Regions from separate parts of the Mus musculus genome. Here region 1 is linked to region 2. Evidence: chromatin loops called from intact Hi-C (ENCODE). Cell type or tissue: left cerebral cortex. All regions are shown on one strand.

What was found. Peaks named below come from ENCODE experiments on the same cell type or tissue, not always from the same donor. Only the 100,000 strongest peaks of a DNase experiment are listed, where the experiment ranks them.
Region 1: it touches region 2 in a loop (3-fold over the local background); 4 of 42 quality-filtered maps call a loop at or near these places.

Annotation. Positions count from the first base shown.
Region 1 is chr9:49,793,588-49,797,587 of GRCm38, forward strand. The region is part of intron 1 of Ncam1 (neural cell adhesion molecule 1); the gene reads right to left. Among named protein-coding and RNA genes, the nearest start is that of Ncam1, 3.5 kb to the right of the region's middle. In left cerebral cortex, no CTCF peak of the experiment used is centred here; DNase peaks (open chromatin) are centred at 2,461, 2,971, 3,363 and 3,670; H3K4me3 peaks cover 1,463 bases; H3K27ac peaks cover 1,194 bases.
Region 2 is chr9:49,717,912-49,721,911 of GRCm38, forward strand. The region is part of intron 1 of Ncam1 (neural cell adhesion molecule 1); the gene reads right to left. Among named protein-coding and RNA genes, the nearest start is that of Ncam1, 79 kb to the right of the region's middle. In left cerebral cortex, a CTCF peak has its summit at 1,032; a DNase peak (open chromatin) is centred at 1,720.

The DNA.
Region 1 (4,000 bases), 76 kb after region 2:
ATGGCGTTCAGACTGACTTCTGTATTCCAGTGTCCTGCAGGAGAGCAAGCATATCTATTCGTGTTATCAAAAACATTCTTGCTAAAATCTTTTCTAATACTAAAATCTCCAGGCCTCATAAAAGCAAATCATTAGGATTCAGAAAGGTCCTTGTGAAATTCTGCCCTTCCTTTGAGGCTACCTTTTACAATATTGCTGAGACTTGGGGAGTATTTTAAAAAGCACACACAGTTCCCTACTGGATTTTACTCAGAATTCTTCCTTTGTAGCAAAAGATATCTGAGCCTTGGTCTTTTGACTCACAGCTGAAATGAGCATTATTGATGATTCATGTTTCCAGTTCTGATTAATCCATAATGGAGTTTTTAGTATTAGAAAAATGCTGCTTGTAATTTACTGCCTGCCATTTCTTTTAAAATTCCGGACACTCCTTACTCTATAGATCTGTTAGATCACCAAGCTCCATCATGGAGTTTGCATTTAAATATTTATCTTGACACCACAAAGCATTGTTTATCCATTCGACAGCATTAGTAGGACAGGAGCACCAGCCTTTGTCTCCTCCCAAGCTAGACTGTTTCAGTAGATAGATGGGACCAGGTGCAACCCCTGCTTTCTCTCCTTGACAATTCGTTCTGGTCTCTATCATCACAGACTAAAGACTGTCACAGACAGTTCAAATGTCCTTCAGCAACAGGTACTCAGCCACTTATTTCTCACAAAGTTGAGAAAGACTGTAACATATCTGGAGGTCTGCCAGCAGCACCGAAGTAACTTGCAAATCTGGAGAAAAGCCACAGTGCTTTAATACTGATGACGTAAATAGGGGTGGGGGAATTCATCGAGCTACTACAAATACAGCTTTCATCATCTAAAAAAAAAAAAAAAAAAAAAAAAAGAAGAAGAAGAAGAAGAAGAAGTGATTGCACCAGAAATCCCAAAGTCCATATCTCAAGCAATGTAAGGTTTACAAATGCTGCCTATAAGTTAAGAAACTGAGTTCTGGCATGAAGAAAAACATCTGTCACAGTAAAGATTAGAGTCTGTCTGACAAAATGGTGCCATTTATTTTGAAAGGCAATTAAGACATTGTTCCCAGTGACAGGAAAATTTAGAGATTATTTACATTGAGTTATAGATTACCTATCAGAAGAATTCAATTAATGATAAGTATACTCCAAAGGGAATCACTTCAAAAGCTCTTAGAGGCTAGGGCTCCCTGTAGCTAATTTCTCCCTCACTGGAGTCTATAACTATACTGTCTATTAATAACATGCCAACACCTTAATTTTCCTTGTATTGTTGGGGATTTGTATTGGGGGGGTATTCTTGATATTTGCTTTGATTTTTTTGTATGTATGTATTTTTATCATATGTGTGAAGGTCAGAGAACAACTTGCAGGAGTCAGTCCTCTCTTCTATCACGTGAGTTCTGGGAATGCATTGATGACAAGTGCTGTACCTACTAGGCCATTTGCTGGTTAAGAGCCTATCTACTTTAATTTTGATCAAGCTTAGAGAACTACTGACCCATTCAAGGAACACATCCTTAGTTTAATCAATTGCCAGGGGTAGATCTGGAAAAAGCTGCTTTATTAAGCCAAGCTCTGAGACACAACCTTCTGCTTGTCTCCTGATACTGCTAAAACAAAAGGTATCTGAGGAGAAGGTACCTAGAGAGAGGGCACCAAGTTTAATCTCTTGGTGGAAGCAGGAAGGTGGGGTTGCTGTCAGTGTAGGATAAGTGAAAACTTAGCAGGGCAGAGAGATTTTCAGGGCTTTTGTAGTGGAAATAGCAAAAACGTAAATAAGTGGTTTAGTAGCTCATGGATGTACTATCAGCACTGTAGCTGAAGCAAGAGGATTCTAAAATGGTTCAAGGCCAACCTGGTCTAGATATTGAGTTCTAAGCCACTAAGGGATACTGTCCCCAAATAGCCAAACAGCAACTTAAATAAAAAGAGGGCCATAGTTCCACAATTCTAGATTATAATCTCCATTTGACTTTAGTCTTGTTACAATTTAAACGAATTCTAAGTTAATCTCAATGTTTTTTTAGCTAAACTTTATGGACAGCAGCATGTTTTTGAAAAAGGCTGTGAGTGGCGAAAGGTTTTCTGTATAAGTATGGCTTTGTTACAGTCATTTAAATTTTGTCCAAATTTTACACTTCCTCTTGTAAATGAAAACCAATGTCAAAAGAATAGAGGTCTGTGTAATTACTCTCCCAATACACCTTTTTGAACAGCATCTTCAACTGCTTAGCAAGGGATATGAGGTATATTTTATGTATGTTTCCTTTTGTACTAAATTTGCTCTTTGTTCTAAGTCTGGTGTTATCTTGTTAGAAAAACAGTGCTGCCTAATCCTTAACTTTTTCAGGTTCGACTAGCAAAGGACTAAAATTGTCAACTAAGCACGTGGTTCCAGATCGTTCAAGCACAGAATTCAGTCAGCCAGCCAGCATGCAACAAATGCTGCTTCCACAATCTCAGATTTACTATGCAATTATGCAAGCTGCCTTTTTATTTCTAAAGGGCAGAAGACACCTACAACATCTGATTCATTTGCTATGCACCAGGATATTTATTAACGAGTGCTATGGATAGCGTTTCTTATATGTTAAATTCTCATGCTCACCAATAACAGAGTTTGAATTATATATACCATTGTCTGTGGATACTCTACAGCATTTGCAGCTTAATGACGGGGGATATTCATATATATCCTTCTTTTATATCCTTCCAAACCCTTTGGTCTGAATTCTCTAGATTTTTTTTTAAGCTGGTTAAAACAATACTTTAATTGAAAATTCTCTTTGTAAAACCACTTTCTTTTGTTAAACAGGCTGGTATGTGCTTCTTTCTCTTCGTCCTCGCCGCCTGGGTTTAGGGGCAGAATAAGGATTCTTTCGTTCCAGGGAACACTGGTTAGGATGCCAGTCTTGCCTGAGCATCCAGTATCACGCCACTGTAGGATTCCCTCCCTCAGCTCCCACCAGGATAGGAACACTGAGGGTTACACCCATCTCCATTATGGAGAAGACCACAAGGAGATCCTAAAAAGACGCATCATGGAAGATTAGGTCTCCATTGTCATGCTGCTATCCAGAAGGATGGTCTCAGTAAACACACCCTAAGAGGAGGTCACCCACAGCACCACAGGGAAGGGCACGCCTCTGCCAGTCCAGGGCTTGGTGGTGGCGAGGACCCATTTGGCACGCCCTGTCAAGACACGCCCTACCACACCCCGCCACGCCCCTCCACCCCAGCGTCTAGTCCTTGGCCAGAGGGTCAGCGCAGGCGCGTCTGCTCTCCGGGACACAGCTTGGGAGCTGCTGTCTTCTGCACTCGCAAGCGAAGCGCTCCGTCGCAACTGTGCGCCATGGACAGGGAGCCTGAATGCTCCAAAGCGCCAAGAAAGAAGCACGAGTGGGCGAGAATAAGCTAGCTGGACCAAGAGATGTCCCAGGGCCTATCCTTCTCCATTTTACGTCCTCGAAAACGGCCGTGCAGCTAGGGGCAGTAACAGGGCGGGGTCTCTCCCAACGGGAGGCGAGCGAGACCGTTAAGCTAGAACACCCGGGGACCATCCTGGCAGCTTGGGCGCCACCCGCGCCGCAATAAAAGCCTCTCGCGGCTTCCCGCCCAGCCAGCCTCGCTCTGATTGGTCGCCGATCAGAGTTGGCTGGAGGCGGTGGCCCAGCTCTGCTCTCTTGCTGCCCTCGGAGGGGGGCGCACTGGGTGCTCCCGGGGCCGCTCTGTGGGCTCCACACCCAAGGCTTAGAGATCTGGACCAGTACAGCCACACCAGGCAGAAGCCACAGCCATGCGCGGTCTCCTCCGCCTAGCCTGCTTTCAGCTGGTGCTTGGCAGCACACGCCCCCCCCCCGCCCCAGCTGTCGGCCCATCCCACCCAGCTCTCGGCGGCCCCAGTGCCCTTTGCTTCCCCCTCTCCCAGTCCATTGGGACGCCAAAGCACAAATCCTTGGGTGGGGTAG
Region 2 (4,000 bases):
AGCCATGAAGAAGGAGGTATGAGGAACAGCAGGGGACATTTAAAAAAACAGCAACCAATCAGTCTAGGGCTTCTAAGAACACCTACATCTGGGGAAATGTAAAGAATGGAAATGTAAAGAAAGAAAATGGGAAGAAATCGCTAATCAGAAAGGGTAGGCAAATGGGAGGAGGGTGAGGGAAGGGAAAGTCAATGTTACATGAGTTAAATGTGTGACAGTGAGACCAAAGTGGGGGTGGTCTGTAAAATTCCTAACTGGAGGATGTTGCTCAGCACACAGGTAATGCAGAAGGAAAGATGAAGGTGGGCACAGTTGCTCTTTAAAAGCTAGTCCTGACAAAGAAAGAGAAATGAGATGGAAGGAGAGAAACTTTCTGTTTCTCTGTCCTAAGGAAGTCTGGTAATGTCTGCAGACTACAGTTGAGGGCCTATTGACAAAGAAAATACTGCCAGTGCACAGGAAGGGCCACAGACTATGGTCCCAGGGTCTCGGGAAGGATGGAGGAGGGAGCAGACATGGATAAGAAGAGCAAGGTCAGAGGCTGAAATTAGAAAGACAAGGGAAGGAGATTAAGGTAAAGGGGTCATTTGGGCTGAGGGAGCAGGGCTAGGGAACCAGTCTCAGGGGATGCTGCCTTTCTGTAAGACCGGAAAGATGGAGGCACGGAGCACTTCCTGAGGAGGCTGGGAAAGTCTCTGTCTGTGTTCGTCTGACCACAGGGTCCCTGCAGCAGATTTCCCATGGAATCACCCACCATCAGAGGAGCAAAAGAACATGAATTGCCTTTGGCAGGTTCAGAGTGATGCAATTGTTAATGTTTAAATTAAGAGAGAGAAAAAAACCCCACAAACAAACCAAAATGTGGGGTTTTTGTTTCCCACACACAATGAAATGCAAAAGGAAGAGACTTATAGATGCTTATATATTCTTTCTTCAAGTGTTCCCATGGATTGCTAATGAACAAGCCTACAACTGAGACATAAGAAAGTCTCAAAACAAATTTGAAGTATCTCCAGTACTGCCTCTACTGGCTTCAGAGGGCACAAGAGCACACTCCCCAGGGCTCTGACATTCAGAAAAAAAATCTTTTCCCAACATTCCTAATAGGAAAAAGGTTTTAAAATCCTTTCTGAACACAAATAACCACAAGGCATGGATGGGTTTGTGATAGTCTTACATAGAACTTGAGAATGAAAACCGAAGACAGTAAAATCTGACCTCTATTTTCTGACTGTATGTGAAGTACAAACCGTAATTCACAAAACAATATAAGAGGCTGTTCCTACAGCTGACAGAACATACATGTTACCACAGAGACTATAACTATTGTAGCTGAAAATGATTTATCTTAAGAGGTGAATTATGTTATGCTATTCCCTTGAATAGTTAAATTCAAAGAGAAACCTTATGTAACACTGGGAGAATCATAATTCAAAGTGAAAGGCGAGCCTTACCTGTTTTAACAGGGCAGAGTGAACAAGGTTATGAGAGCCAAGCCGTCCAGAAATATGGTCCCAGCAGAGAGGAGAGTGGGTGGGGAAAAAGAGAGAAAAGCATTGAGATCAATAGTGATATAAAAACCTTGTCATTTACTAAACCAACCAATAAACAACACTTGTGGCAAAGTGAGAACTAACAGTGTTTCGTGGCAAAGGAAATCAAATCTAGCAGCCATCATTTTCTACATTTCTGGTTGCTAAATACAGAGACTTCTCACATAAAAACAGTCCTCCCAGGCAGGAATCATTTTTATTTATATGCTACAGCAACGTGCTTTAAAGTTAGAAAAGGGTAGGCAAAGTAGCACCCAAGACAAATTCATCCACAGCTTGTTTATATAAATAAAGTTTTATTGACACAGAGTCTCATTCAATTTTTAAGCAATGTCTGTAACTACGCTTGTGCTATATTACTGGGGGGGGGGGGGAGCATGACTCACAGAAACCTGATTTGGTTTTATTTATGCCTCTATCCTCTTCTGAGACAGACTGACACTATATAGATGAGACTGCTCCTGTGCTCATGACCCTCTTGCCTCCGTCTCTCAAGTGCTGGGATTACAGGCATGTGACCCCAATTCCCTGGCTGGCCCGTTATTGAAAAGGCTTGGTGACTCTTTTTCGAAGTGATGACCAAATCATTTCTTTACCATTTTTGTTCTCAGACAGTTATATCTCAGCATGGAGCCGAACTGTTGCCAATAGTGGTCACCATTAGCATGTGGCCATTATACAACTGAAACATGGCCACCCTGAACCGAAAGGTGTAAAACATGTGTGGGATCTCAAAGACTAAATAACAACAGCAACATAAATTACTGATAATTTTAAAAATGGAAATTACATGTCATATCCTGCATATACTTAGTTGAGTAAAAATATATCATTAAATGAGTTTCCTCTGTATTTTTATTTTGTTAATGTGGCTATGAGAAGAATGTAGATGTATTATGGAGTTCACAGTTTGTTTCTATTGGATGCTTGTAGCCTAAAGTCTAGACCCTGAATAAATAATTCTCTAAAAGCTAGCATTTTTCCCAGCACTGTCCCTAAAATAACCCCAGGCTTTATTTCTTAGACTTTCATAGCAAGGGATAGATAACTTGTCACTCTTCAGTTTTCTTAGTAATTAGTTTGTGCAACTTTCCTTGTTAATTTGGTCTTTAAGATGGTTAAATAAAGAATGAAGCTGTTGATGTTCATTACTGTCTGCATGCAAGAACAATATAACGTCCCGGATCCTGCTGTTGAGCAATAGATTTGGTGAGGGCCAATTAGATTTTTCCATCATCCTTCGAGACATAGTTCAGAGCAATAGAAGCTACACTCTACCCAGGTCTTGCAGTGTACAGAGACGTAAGGGAGGGGCTAGAGAGGAGGCACACTGCTTAAGGCACTTAAAGGATAAGTAAGAGGATAAGAGTTTGCATCCCTACAAACCCACATAAATGCTGGGTAGGCACGGCAGCCACTCTGTAATTCCAGACTCCTAAGGTAAAGACAGAGCTAGTTGACTAGCCATACAAGCATGCTCTGGTTAGGACTAGTCATATGAGCATGCTCAGATTATGACTAGCCATTTTCGAGTACTTGGACTGATACACCCTCTACCAAGGAATAAGGTGAAAGGATGCTCAGGGGTGATCCCCAACAACCCCCATATGCAAGCACAAACACATGTACTCAAACAGATGCAAACCATGCATAGAAGTATACATGCACCACTCTCTCTCTCTCTCTCTCTCTCTCTCTCTTTCTCTCTCTCTCTCTCTCACACACACACACACACACACACACACACACACACACACACACACAATGTACTGCAAAAACAATCAAACAAACAAACAAAAAAAAAAAAACAAACAAATCCTCAGCTAGTCAAATTCAAGTATTCAAGTTAGCCCAAATTTACTCAATGCAAAATTCCTTCTGGATAAAACATAGTAGGATATGTACTGTATTACTACTGCAACCTCACACACATTCTACACAGCCTTTGCCTCACTGAACACCCAAAGGTCAACAGATGTAGAAGGCAGTTGTTTCTAATCAGTTAAGTTTTCCCTTTGGTTAGGCATATTATTTCTATGTAAATCTGAGATGTATAATTAGACAAACTGGCAACATTTACATACATGATGAGGTGTCTACAGCTCTGGAGATGAACATTCACATCAGGTCTCATAGAATTTGTGAAACCCGGCAACCACATCCCAAGAAATAAATAGCCATTTCTCCCAAGGATAGCCAGAGCTAACACATGAAGCCTGATTTTAAACAGGAAACCCATTTCTACTACTCAGGGAAGCAGTCTCATAGCAACCAGCACAGGCAGGTAGGACAAGAGGTGTTCCCTCATCATCTTTATCATATCTTAAAGTCTGTGGCTAATTTCAACTCTATGGGGCCAAACATTAATATCTGTGCTCGTGTGTGCGTGTATGTATGCATGTGTGTGTGTGAATGTGTATGTTCACATACACACCCGTATGAATAAG